Linked DNA regions of Homo sapiens: region 1 is linked to region 2. Evidence: read pairs that join two places in POLR2A ChIA-PET (ENCODE). Cell type or tissue: Panc1. All regions are shown on one strand. Links, peaks and the distances in the headings refer to the core of each region. The heading gives the core; the rest is flanking DNA.

Region 1 (5,821 bases), core at 332-5,331, 350 kb after region 2:
AGATGAGCTCATAGACAGATGAAGGCACCTTCCTGAAGGAACAGAATGGCTCCAAGTCAGAAGAGATAGACCTCAACCTGATTGCATTTACTCGCATATCTAAAGAAAAAAAAATGCCAATTAACAAGGATTGGCTAGCCCTGGAGGCATAGAAAAAACAGACATACTTAGGCAAAGCCACCACTCCTAGGAAAAGGGAGTCTTAGCCTAGGGACAGCCTGATGTGATTAAACATTCCGTTTATCTGATTAATATCTTTCTGGTTAGGATCTAGTTCCCCTGCAGGTCTTCTGCAAGGAGTGAATTTGCAGGTCAGGCAGACAGATCAATTTCTCCTTGTATGTGTGCTCTCTTTGCATGGCATCCCTGAGCTTATACATCAGGTTCCTGAATTTAGGCAAGAGGAGTGCCTCTGAGAGATGGAGCCACTTTCTGTGGCTGGAAAAGTCAGCTGCTTCTGGGACTTAGGGCTGAGTGACACTGACTCCACCGTAATGAAAACCTTTGTAATAACCTTGACCCTGTCACCCTGTGTCTCTCTCAGCAATGACTCTGCCTCCTGTTTTATTGAGAAACTAGAACTCCCTCAGCTTCCTGCCGCCAAACCGATGCACTCTCTTCCATGTTCGCAGCTGCTTCCGTTCACTGATTCCGCAGCTATTTCTTGCAACTCACTCACTGCTGGAAGAGATGTCTCCTACCCCAGGCTCAGCTCTTCTCTGGCTTTGAATCCTACCTCCTTCCCTCCTCCTGAGACCCTCTCGGCTATTACCTCCTCTCCTTTGTCTTCCCTTGCTCATTTTCTAAAGTCTCCTTCCTTCCTTCCTTCCTTCCTTCCTTCCTTCCTTCCTTCCTTCCTTCCTTCCTTCTTTCCATTAACATTCAACTATCTCTAGTATCTCCAATCTTGTAAAATATATATCTCCTCTACCTTCAGCTTCCTGGTTCTTCCTCTCTTCCTCCTCTCAGTTCTTGACCCAGCTTCTGCGCCCAGCATCTTCCTTCTCATATCCATGGCTTCAGTTGTCTCTGAAATCAGGATGAATGCTAATTCCATAGGTCTTGCTGTCATCCTCTTCCCCAAGCTCCATTCCTTTCACACCTAATGAACATTTCCACTTGGATGCCCCAGAAGCACCCCAGTTGCACGAAGTCTTAAACAGAAGCGGTTTTCCTTCCATCACCATTTCTCCTTGTGTTCCCAATACAGTGCCTGCATCAGCCCTCCATGTTCAAGCCAGACACCTGGGTCTTACCTTTAACTCTGCTTCCTGTCCCAGCGCCCACCCCCCTACCACCCCGAACTAACATCCCAGTGGCCAAGTCTTGTTCATTCTCCCTCCTTCAGATCACTTGACCCAGCAGCTTGTCTTCCTTCCCCTGCTTCAGCTCAGGCCACCGCTGACTCCCACCGCTTCCTACCTGTTCTCCCTGCTGCCAGGCTCGGCCGTTCCCAGCCTGAACACACATCTGACCATGTCTCCCTTCTTTCTTGTGGGGAGAATCAAAGCTCCAGAACATGGCCAAGGACGCCCTCTGGGATTGCCCCACGTCTCATGCCACTCTCTTTTGCATGCTGTGGTCACCCTGATTGCTCTGTTTTCTAGTTACCAGATTTTATTCCATGCTTTCAATTTCTAGACTTTGCATATACTCTTCTCTCTGTTGCACCTACTCCCAACCTCTACTCCCAGCTTGTGTCCCTTAGGTCTCCAGTTAGTAGGCATTTCCTCCAGGAAGGCTTCTCTGATTCTCTCCTCTCATTCCTCCTGGATGCCCTGCAAAGGTTCGCCCATCACGCCACCCTTCTCCCACTGTATGGTTATTGCCATTTTTTTTGTCTGATACCCCAAGAAGAGTACAAGCTCCTAAGGCACAGGGTTACATTTACTTACCTTTTTTTTTTTTTTTTTGAGACCGAGTCTCCCTCTTGTTGCCCAGGCTGGAGTGCAGTGACGCAATCTCGGCTCACTGCAACCTCCGCCTCCCAGGTCCAAGTGATTCTTCTGCCTCAACCTCCCAAATAGCTGGGATTACAGGCACGCACCACCATGCCTGGCTAATTTTGTATTTTTTTTTTTTTAGTAGAGACGGGGTTTCACCATGTTGGCCAGACTGCTCTCGAACTCCTGGTCTCAAATGATCTGCCAGCCTCGTCCTCCCAAAGTGCTGGGATTACAGACGTGAGCCACCGCGCCCAGCCCACATTTACTTCGATTTTCACTTAACCCCATGTCCTCTCACAGTACCTGGCATGTAGAAGGTTCTCAGTGTGTCCAAATGCAATGCAATCCCCAAACAAAGTGATCTCCCATTTCCCAGGGAGGACAAACTGAAGAAGTTGGGCCAGTTTGCATATGTGTAAACTTTAAGGGATCTAGGTAAAATAGTCAGATGTCTGCTTATAACAATATATTATTTAGTTACGCTTGTATATTTTAAATTACCTTATGGAAAACAATATATTATTTTTGAAAAGTTGTTTTTCTACACATATTTTGTGAAGGAAGTCTTATCAAATGAATCTTTGATACAAATGTCTTTGTTTTCCTTCTCTAGAGTTTTTTGAGTCATTTAACAGTGTTTCAGTGTGCTGCCTTCATTTCCATCAGTTAATTGAAATTTTATGAGAATGTATGCGCTGCTATCCCTAAAGTTTTTTTATTTTAAGCCATAAGTATACGTCCTACACCATAAGGGGAGTTCTTTTTTTATTTGTGTTGACTTATGATCAGGATATCCACAATGTATCAGGTACATACTGCTTTTGACACCCAACACTTGTAAGATTATTTTCCTGGGAATAACTAAATTTGTGTTAAATTTCTTTACTCCCAGGCCAGGCATGGTGGCTCATGCCTGTAATTCCAGCACTTTGGGAGGCCGAGGCGGGTGGATCACTTGAGGCCAGGAGTTGAAGACCAGCTGGCCAACATGGCGAAACCCCATCTCTACTAAAAACACAAAACTTAGCTTGGCATGGTGGCACATGCCTGTAATCCCAGCTACTTGGGAGGCTGAGGTACAAGAATTGTTTGAACCCGGGAGGCGGAAGTTGCAGTGAGCCAAGATCACACACTGCACTCCAGCCTGGGTGACGGAGCAAGACTCAGTCTCAAAAAAAAAAAGAAAAAAAAGTTTGTTTTTATTTACTCCCTTTGTAGTGATTCACTCAGGCAAGGAGCATTGATTGCGGTCTTCTTAGGACCATGTGTCTTCCCAAATTTTAGATTGTTGTTCAGTACAAAGTGATTGACTTAATAGCACCTCTGATGTGAGAACTTGTAAAGACTCAAATCATAAGCAATTTTCTCTCTTTTTTTCTTTCCTTTTTTTTTTTTTTTTTGGTCCTTGGGACAGGGTCTTGCTCTGTTGCCCAGGCTCAGTGCAGAGACATGATCATGGCTTACTGTAGCCTCAAACTCCTGGGCTTCTGCCTCAGCCTTCTGAGGAGCTGGAATTACAGGCATGCACCACCATGCCCGGCTAATTTATTTTTTAAAAAAATTGTAAAGCGGAGTCTCTCTATGTTGCCTACACTGGTCTTGAATTCCTGGGCTCAAGCATTCCTATGGCCCCCACCCTAGTGGGCTTGCATTGTAGGGGGAAAGCTGACAATAAATATGATAAATAATGAAGCATGGTGACAGACTGAGACAGGTGTTATGAAGGAGAAAAAACAATGATGAGACCAGAGAGTGACTGAGAAAGGGGGGGGGTCTCATTTAGAAGGAGGATTAGGGAAGGTTGTGCTAATAAGGTGACTTTTAAAGGAAGCTGAAGCTCATCAAGGAATCCTGGGACCAGCGTTCCAGGCAGAGGAAAAAGCCAGTGTGTTTCAGGACAGCAGGAGGGCCAACATGGCTAGTGTCAGTGAGCAAAGGCAAAGTGGAAGGGGCTGGAGAGGATGGGCAAAGTCTAGGGGCCATGGTGAGGGGTGCACTTGGATTTTTTTCCAGGTAGAGTAGCAGCCGTTGACTAACATGTGATACATGGCCATGAGGGGCTGTACGGTTAGGTAAAGCCAGTCTGCACTCCTCCTTGAGTTCCCAGGGTAGATGGCCAACTTTGCACAGGCCACTGGGAGTCTTTTGAGCAATTCCTGGGTCTCTAACTTAAAACAAGAAGGAACAAGTAAGAAAGAGGCCTGGCACAGTGCTTCCTCCATTCACCTGGGGCCCAGATGCAGGCTTGGAAGAAAACTCCCCTAGGAGAGGGGAAGGGGGATGATTGATGGGTTATTCCACCTTGGGTCGCCTCCAGGTCTTTTGTCCTGGAGAATGCAGCTGGCGGATCTGGATCCTGGATCCCGGGAGGCACAAGACAGGGGTGCAGAGACAAGAGCAGGAGAGGGCAGGAGTCAGGAGCTAGGTGCTGGTCCCGGCCCAGTCACTAGCCAACTGGCTGACCTTGGGCAAGCAAGGACTGAGTTCCTCTGGCCTCAGTTTCCTCATCTCTACAAGAAGAGTCCATTAAACCCACAAAATGTTAGCTATCTGTAGGGCACTGGCAAATGACAGAACAAATCACAATTCCTCTTTTTGGAGACACAGCCAGGATGCCAGTCAGAATGTGGTCAGCCTGTGACTTAGGTGACACATAGAGTCCAGAGAAGGTTTATACCTTCTGGAGGGCAGGGAGGGCTTCCTGGAAGAAGGGACACTTTCTCAGAAGTGGAAGGTAAACATGCTTGGCAGCAAGAGAGGAGGGGGCTCAGTGGTGGATGATGGGCTGGGAAAACAGCATGGCACTGGAGTGCACCAGGCTTCACAGGTCATGGTAAGGAACAGTTAAGTAAGGAGTCATATTTAAGATTTGAGGGCTATTTAACCAGGCTTAGAATCTCAGCTTCACGATTTCTTAGTTGTATCACCTTGGGCAAGTGACTTAGTTTTCCTGAGCCTTAATGTCCGTATCAGTAAAATGTTAATAGTTCCTGCCCCTACAGTGTTATTGCAAAAATGAAATGAGACATGCATGTGAGGGTGTAACTAAGTGCCTGGCACATGAAATAAATAGTATTTGTTTTGTTAGTTGTGCTTGGCAATGGGAAGTCATTGAAGGCTTCTGAGCAGGGAATTAATCAGATCTCCTTTCAGCAAGATAATTCAGGCAACAATAGGAACGATGATGTGGAAGCAGGAGAGGCTAGGGGCTGGGAGCCCAGTGAGGAAGCAATTTTATTTTATTTTTATTTTATTTATTTATTTTTGAGACAGAGTCTTGCTATGTTGCCCAGGCTGGAGTGCAGTGGTGCAATCTCGGTTCACTGCAGATTCTCCTGGGTTCAAGCGATTCTTCTGCCTCAGCCTGCCCAGCAGCTGGGATTACAGGTGTGGGCCACCATGCCCAGCTAATTTTTTTTTTTTTTTTTTTTTTTAGTAAAGACAGGGTTTCACTGTGTTGGCCAGGCTGATCTTGAACTCCTGACCTCGTGACCCTCCTGCCTTGGCCTCCTAAAGTGCCAAAGTGCAGGGATTACAGGCGTCTGCCACTGCGCCCAGCAGGAAGCAATTTTTTTTTTTCCCCCAAGATGGAGTCTCACTCTGTCACCCAGGCTGGAGTGCAATGTCATGGTCTTGGGTCACTGCAACCTCCGCCTGGGTTCAAGTGATTCTCCTGCCTCAGCCTCCCGAGTAGCTGGGACTACAGGTGCATGCCACCACACCTGGCTAATTTTTGTATTTTAAGTAGAAAGGGGGTTTCACTCTGTTGGCCAGGCTGGTCTTAAATTCCTGACCTCATGAGCCACCTGCCTTGGCCTCCCGAAGTGCTGGGATTACAGGTGTGAGCCATTACATCCGGCCACAGGAAGCAATTT
Region 2 (5,821 bases), core at 535-5,534:
CTTTGCTTTTCTTTTTAAAATCCTTTTTCTTTGGACCCCGCTGCCTGGAGGAACAGGGGCTACCCCAGCCTGGGGCCCGCAGCACCATGGCTTCCTGGATGCTCTCCCACCTACCTGCCATCGCAGCTGCACGCGGCGCCTCCGGGAGCCCTCAGTGGGGTGCAGCGACAGAGCCCGGCAGGTGCAGCAGCCGCCAGCCCCTCTCTCCGGTAACCCCAGGGCTGCTGCACACATTTGTCTTGTGTTTTACAATCCGCCCCTTCACCTCCTTCCCTGCTGTTTCTCCCCATTTCACTCTTCTCTATCCCATTTGGCTTTCCTCATTTTTCACTTGAGTGGGTTTCCTATCCCCGACTCCGCTCCGGCCTCACTCTGCTCAACACCAATAAAACACACTCAACACAGGTAGAACAAGGTGCCCGAGCTCGGCGTGACAAATGGCTCGCCCGGCCCTTGCTAAGCGTGGCTGTAAATTGCCCCTCCCGTTGGCCTGGCGTGGCCGGGGGCTGTGCTCAGCAGCCCCTCCGTGGGGGTGAGGGGGCCAGCAGCGGGCTTTAGACCTAGCATTTGGCCTGCCCCCAAGGCCTCTCCCAAGGTCCTGGCATCCAGGAGGGAGCGAGGTGGCTGGGTGGGAGGCAAGGGGCACCTGTGGCTTTGGCTGGAGCAGCTGGGCCATCTTCATTGATCGGGCCATAACTCCAGCATCTAGGATTTCCTGCACACCACCATGTGCCAGGCGCTGTGCTGAGGCTCCACAGCAAATGTGATTTAATCCTCACAGCAGCCTGCGAGGTGTAGGCACCATGACTACTCCTGTTTCACAGATGACAACCCTGAGGAAGGCTTAACAAGGTCACATAACTTGTCAAGGTCATCTGACTAGTAAGTGGCAGGCTGAGTCTATGCAGACCTCCCGGACTCTAAAATCTGGGCTTTGCATCCCATACCCTGTGTGGGTGGCACCAGCCTGGGCACAATGGGAAGCAAGATGTCAGCTCCATGCTCCAGATGGGCATGATGTTGATTTCCTTCTCTACTTCATGAAGCTGCTCCTGCTGTGTCCCCACAGCCCATGGACAAGGGGGAACACACTTGAAGCTCCTTCCCCCCAGAATGAGTGATCAGAAGTGAGGATAGTCCATGCTCTTGCTTTTTTGCCTCTCTGGGAACAGCCAGGGTGCTCCCACCTTGGAGAAGCAGTGGGGCAGGGGGCTTGTCTGGCTCATTCTGTCACCAGGGGAGCCCCAGAGATTTGTGTTTTGGGGGACGGAGAGCCCAGGGCTTGCGAGTCTGTAACCTGGTCCCCAGGGGCATCTGGTAACATGGTAATGGGCACGTTCGAGCATCTCATCTTTTGCTCCGGGTGCCTTTAATCGCTGCCAATGAAAGTTGAGACTGAAGAGGAAAACAGCCTGAGCTGGGGCTGCTGGACTTCCTCTCTCTGCCTTCTTCCTCACTGGTAATTACAAACACCAGCCGCTTTGTGTCTAAAATGGCCAGGATAATTGAAACGGAATTTGGAATCAGGGCCCTGCAGGCAACACTTGTTGAAAGAAGAAATAAAGATCGGTTGGGTCACGTCTTTTGTAATTTGCGTTTAATAATCATACCAGGAGGTACGCACAAAGGGAGAGGCGGCGTGTGAGCCAGCTCCCAGCCTGCCCGCACCCTCCCTGGGTCTGCCAGGGAGGGAAGAAGGAACATGCGAGGGGTGGGCAGGGGTGGGTAGAGGAGGAAGCACACAAGTTGGAGAAAGTTCTCTCCACGTGGCAGGGGCAGGAGAGGGGGTGCGGGTTGGGGTGGGCCGAGTTGCTAGCTGAGATGAAGGTGGTGTGAGAAACCTTCGTGCTGGGCGCCCTCACCCACTGTGCTCTGCACACCTGCCACTCGTCTCCATGCACATACCCCACGGGAGCTGAGGGTGACCGTGGCGTGAGGCTACAGGAGCCCAGGAGATGGACGCCGTGATTTCAGACATGCTGCAGAGAGACTCTTTGGATCAAGAGCTTGGAACACTGCCACTACTCAGTAATGCCAGCCCCAGAGCTAGGGTGGAGGGGGCTGCCCCGCAGGGTGTAGCTGCAGCTTCCAGGCTGTGGGCATGCATGCTTTCATAGGTGCTCCATGGGAGCCCTGCAGCCCACTATTCCCCAGAATCACTGATACTCATGTTTGGGTCCTTAAGGAGTGTACCACTTTTACACAGACACACCCCCACTCTCCTGCCAACCCCCCGCACTAAGCACACCTAGAGCCGCACTCTCTCAACCACCAAAAACATTCCCCCCCTTCCCTTAGGATGCTGCCCCTTTCTGTCTGCAAGACTCCACGGAACTGAGATCTCAAGGGCTTCCCCGTGCCCACACATCATCACGGAGTGGGGGGCTGTCTTGGAAGTGGAGAGATGGTGTTACAGGCTGAATTGCGCCCCTACCCCCATAATTCATATTGTTGATGCTCTAACCCCCAGTACCCCAGAATGTGACTATATTTGGAGACAGGGCCTTTAAAGAGGTAATTAAGTTAAAATGAGGTCATGGAGATGGGCCCTCATCCAATCTGACTGATGTCCTTATAAGAAGAGGAAATTCGCATACCAAGGAGACACAAGGGCTGCGTGTACACAGAGGAAAGACCGTGTGAGGACACAGCGAGAAGGCGGCCATCTGCAAGCCAAGAGAGGCCTCAGGAAAAACCAGCCCTGTCAACACCTTGATCTTGGACCTCTAGCCTTCAGAACTGTGAGAACATACATTTCTGCTGTTAAAGGACCCGTCTGTGGTGCTTTGTTAGGGCAGCCCTAGCAAACTAGTACAGAGAATGAGGTGCAGGGAGACACTGGGCTGGGATGCCTCTTGCCCTGCAGGCCCTTCCCTCTCTTGTCTGGACATGCATAATGTGTGCTTGAAATGCAGCAAAGAGAGGGGCCCTAGCTGCTTCCCTTCCTGGTGGGGCCAGAGCCTGAATGACCCAGGGAAGGGAACTTGCATGCTGGTCTTTACCCGTGGCTCTTTCTCCAAGGCCCAGGGCTGCCCACCACCAGGCCCTGGTCATGGGGTGCTAACAGCCCTGTGATGCCCAACTTCCGTCTCTTCCTTCCATTCTTAAGCCTCTTCCCCTTTCGCCATTGATGAGAAAAAGTGTCCTGCCTTGGTGACACAAGGGGGCTCTCAGTCCTTGCATAAGCCAGAATCCTGACAACCAGTGACCTGGAATCTGGGAACCATCCAGTCAGTAATATTTCTGAACAAAGAACTACAGAAAGGGGGCATGAATGAAGAGCTTTTCAAAGTCTGGATGTTTGGTGTGCACAGTGTGACTTCCTCCCTGCCTAAGGCCTTGGCACAGGGCACACATCCCTTTCAGGGCAAGGCCTATGGACACAGCATCCCAGGTGGTGGGTGGAGCACACTCCTCCTGGGCTTTTGTAGGTGGATGGCTTAGACCATCAGAGGAGCAGACTCTGGGGAGCAGAGGTACCCCCGGGCTGGGGACAGAGGAGGAGCACAGCAGCAAAGGGTGGAAAGGGGATAAACAGAGTCCTGGACTTTTAAGCTTGCAAGGGCTTTGTGGTGTTGGGGGGCGGGCGGGGAAATCACGAGCTGCTAACATTCCGGAGAACAGCCTCTGCTGCCAAGAGCTGATGGATACACTCTCGAATCTTTTCATTTTAGTTCCTCCATGCTGGGGCAGGAGGAAGGGGAAGTAGATGGTGATATCTCCACTGTACAAAGGAGAAAGTGGGGTTTAGAGAGGTTAAGTTCTTGCTCACAAATGCACAGCTTGAAAATGGCAGAGCTGTAACCCAGGGCTTCTAGACTCTCCATCCAGGCCTTTCCTTCTAGAACAGGGGCTGGCAAACTACAGCCCATGGGCCAAATCTGGCCCACTGCCCAACTTCATGTGGCCTGCGAGCTAAGAAAGGCTCACATTTTTCAATGATTGAGGAAAAAAAATCAAAAAATAATATTTCACGACAAGTGAAATTACATGGCATTCACATTTCTGTGTTCATAGTAGAGCTTTATTGGCATGGAGCCTCACCCATTGGTTTACCTTTGGTCCATGGGCCTCCGCCGCCACAACAGCAGAGTTCAGCAGTCATGACAGAGACTGTAGAATCCTCAATACCTAAATATGCCTTTTCTGGGCTTTCATAGAAAGCATTTACCCACCTCTGCTTTAGGGTCACATAACTTGAGAGACGGAAGAGATCTTAGGCACCATCCAGTCTGAAAATTTCAATTCCCTCCCATTCTATCCACCTATTTCCCCCAAAAAGCAGTTAGACCCATTGCATCTAAACAGCTCCATTCCAAGGCTGTCCTCGGAACCCCGCCCCCCACCCAGCCTCCTCCCTGTTCTGCACTGTTCTCTGGAAGCCGGGCTCACGGCAGCCTGCCCTGGGGCTGGGATGAAGGACTTTGTACCTCTACATCTTTGCTCCATTATTGTCTGTTCCTGAGGCTCTTATGGGGCTCCTGTGGCACCAAGCTACCCATGTCCTTGGGCCTGGAAGCCTGCAGCCTGCAGGAGGCACCCATACCAGGGCCCAGAGGTGACCACTACCTGGGTGACTGGAGCGGGACGTGGTGAAACTTGGGGGTGTGCCCTGGGGTCACACTGTTTGGGTGAAAGCAGGTTCAAGTCCTGGTACTGGGTAACTGCTGACTTGGGTGAGTCACTTCAACATTCTGTGCCTCAGTTTTCTCACTTGGAAAATGAAGAAAATAATAGCATCTACGCCTTGGGATTGTGTGAGCATGAAATGGGTCAAAGCACGTAACGTGCTTGGAGTGGCACCTGGTGCACAGCATGTGCTCTATGAGTGACGATGATCATGATGATGATGGTGATGATGATGACTATTATTAAAAGCCCTGTTCTAGCCAGCTTATTATTTCAGGCCTACCGCGCAGAAGCAGAGATTTCTACTGGACCTCCCCGCACAGAGATCCCACGGGCCCAAGGGCCTTCATGGTACCATCAGCTGCCAAAAAAAATTTTATAAGGCCGAGTCTTAGCCTGAGATTTTGTGCCAAATTTCCCCTGGAATCTGTGTCTGGGCTGAGGGTCAGGGGGATCAGAAGGTCAAGGCCATAGGCTAAGTGCTCTCTGTCTGGAGAAAGAGGTGCTATGAAACATAAGGGCAAGATGGCAGTGAAAATGAGTGAACTGTCAACACGCTTGAATCCCATAAATACCACAGGGAGCTAAGAAAGCAAGTTGCAAAAGAAGATAAACCACGTGGTGGCCATTTACACAGAAACGTGAAACATGCCAGGCAATTCCGTGTATTGTTTAGGATACATTCCTTTATGGTAAAAGTCTAAAGAAATATACAGGAATGGGCCAGGCGTGGTGGCTCTCGCCTGTAATCCGAGCATTTTGGGAGGCTAAGGCGGGCGGATCACTTGAGGTTAGGAGTTTGAGACCAGCCTGGCCAACATGGTGAAACCCCGTCTCCACTAAAATACAAAAATTAGCCAGGCATGGAGGCAGGCGCCTGTAATCTCAGCTACTCAGAAGGCTGAGGCAGGAGAATTGCTTGAACCCAGGAGGTGGAGGTTGCAGTGAGCCAAGATCATGTCACTGCACTCCAGCCTGGGCTACAGAGCAAGACTCTGTCTAAAAAAAAAAAAAAAAACTATACAGGGATGATGAACACTGAATTCATGAATTTGGGGTAGTGCTTCCCCCAGGTGGAGGGGAGGGGACTGACCTGGAGAGGGGCACACAAGGTCCTTCACCTGAATTTGGGGGAAAAGTGTATCCTGGAGGGTGGATGTGTGAGTCCTTCATATTATTCTAGAAACCTTTG

Evidence for each region. Peaks named below come from ENCODE experiments on the same cell type or tissue, not always from the same donor. Only the 100,000 strongest peaks of a DNase experiment are listed, where the experiment ranks them.
Region 1: POLR2A ChIA-PET joins it to region 2 with 9 read pairs; 2 of 35 experiments call an interaction of 5 or more read pairs at or near these places.

Annotation. Positions count from the first base shown.
Region 1 is chr14:76,446,433-76,452,253 of GRCh38, forward strand. All of the region lies in intron 2 of ESRRB (estrogen related receptor beta), which reads left to right. Among named protein-coding and RNA genes, the nearest start is that of ESRRB, 73 kb to the left of the region's middle. In Panc1, for the core only: no CTCF peak of the experiment used is centred there; no DNase peak of the experiment used is centred there.
Region 2 is chr14:76,098,973-76,104,793 of GRCh38, forward strand. No RefSeq gene overlaps it. Among named protein-coding and RNA genes, the nearest start is that of GPATCH2L, 50 kb to the right of the region's middle. In Panc1, for the core only: no CTCF peak of the experiment used is centred there; a DNase peak (open chromatin) is centred at 3,169.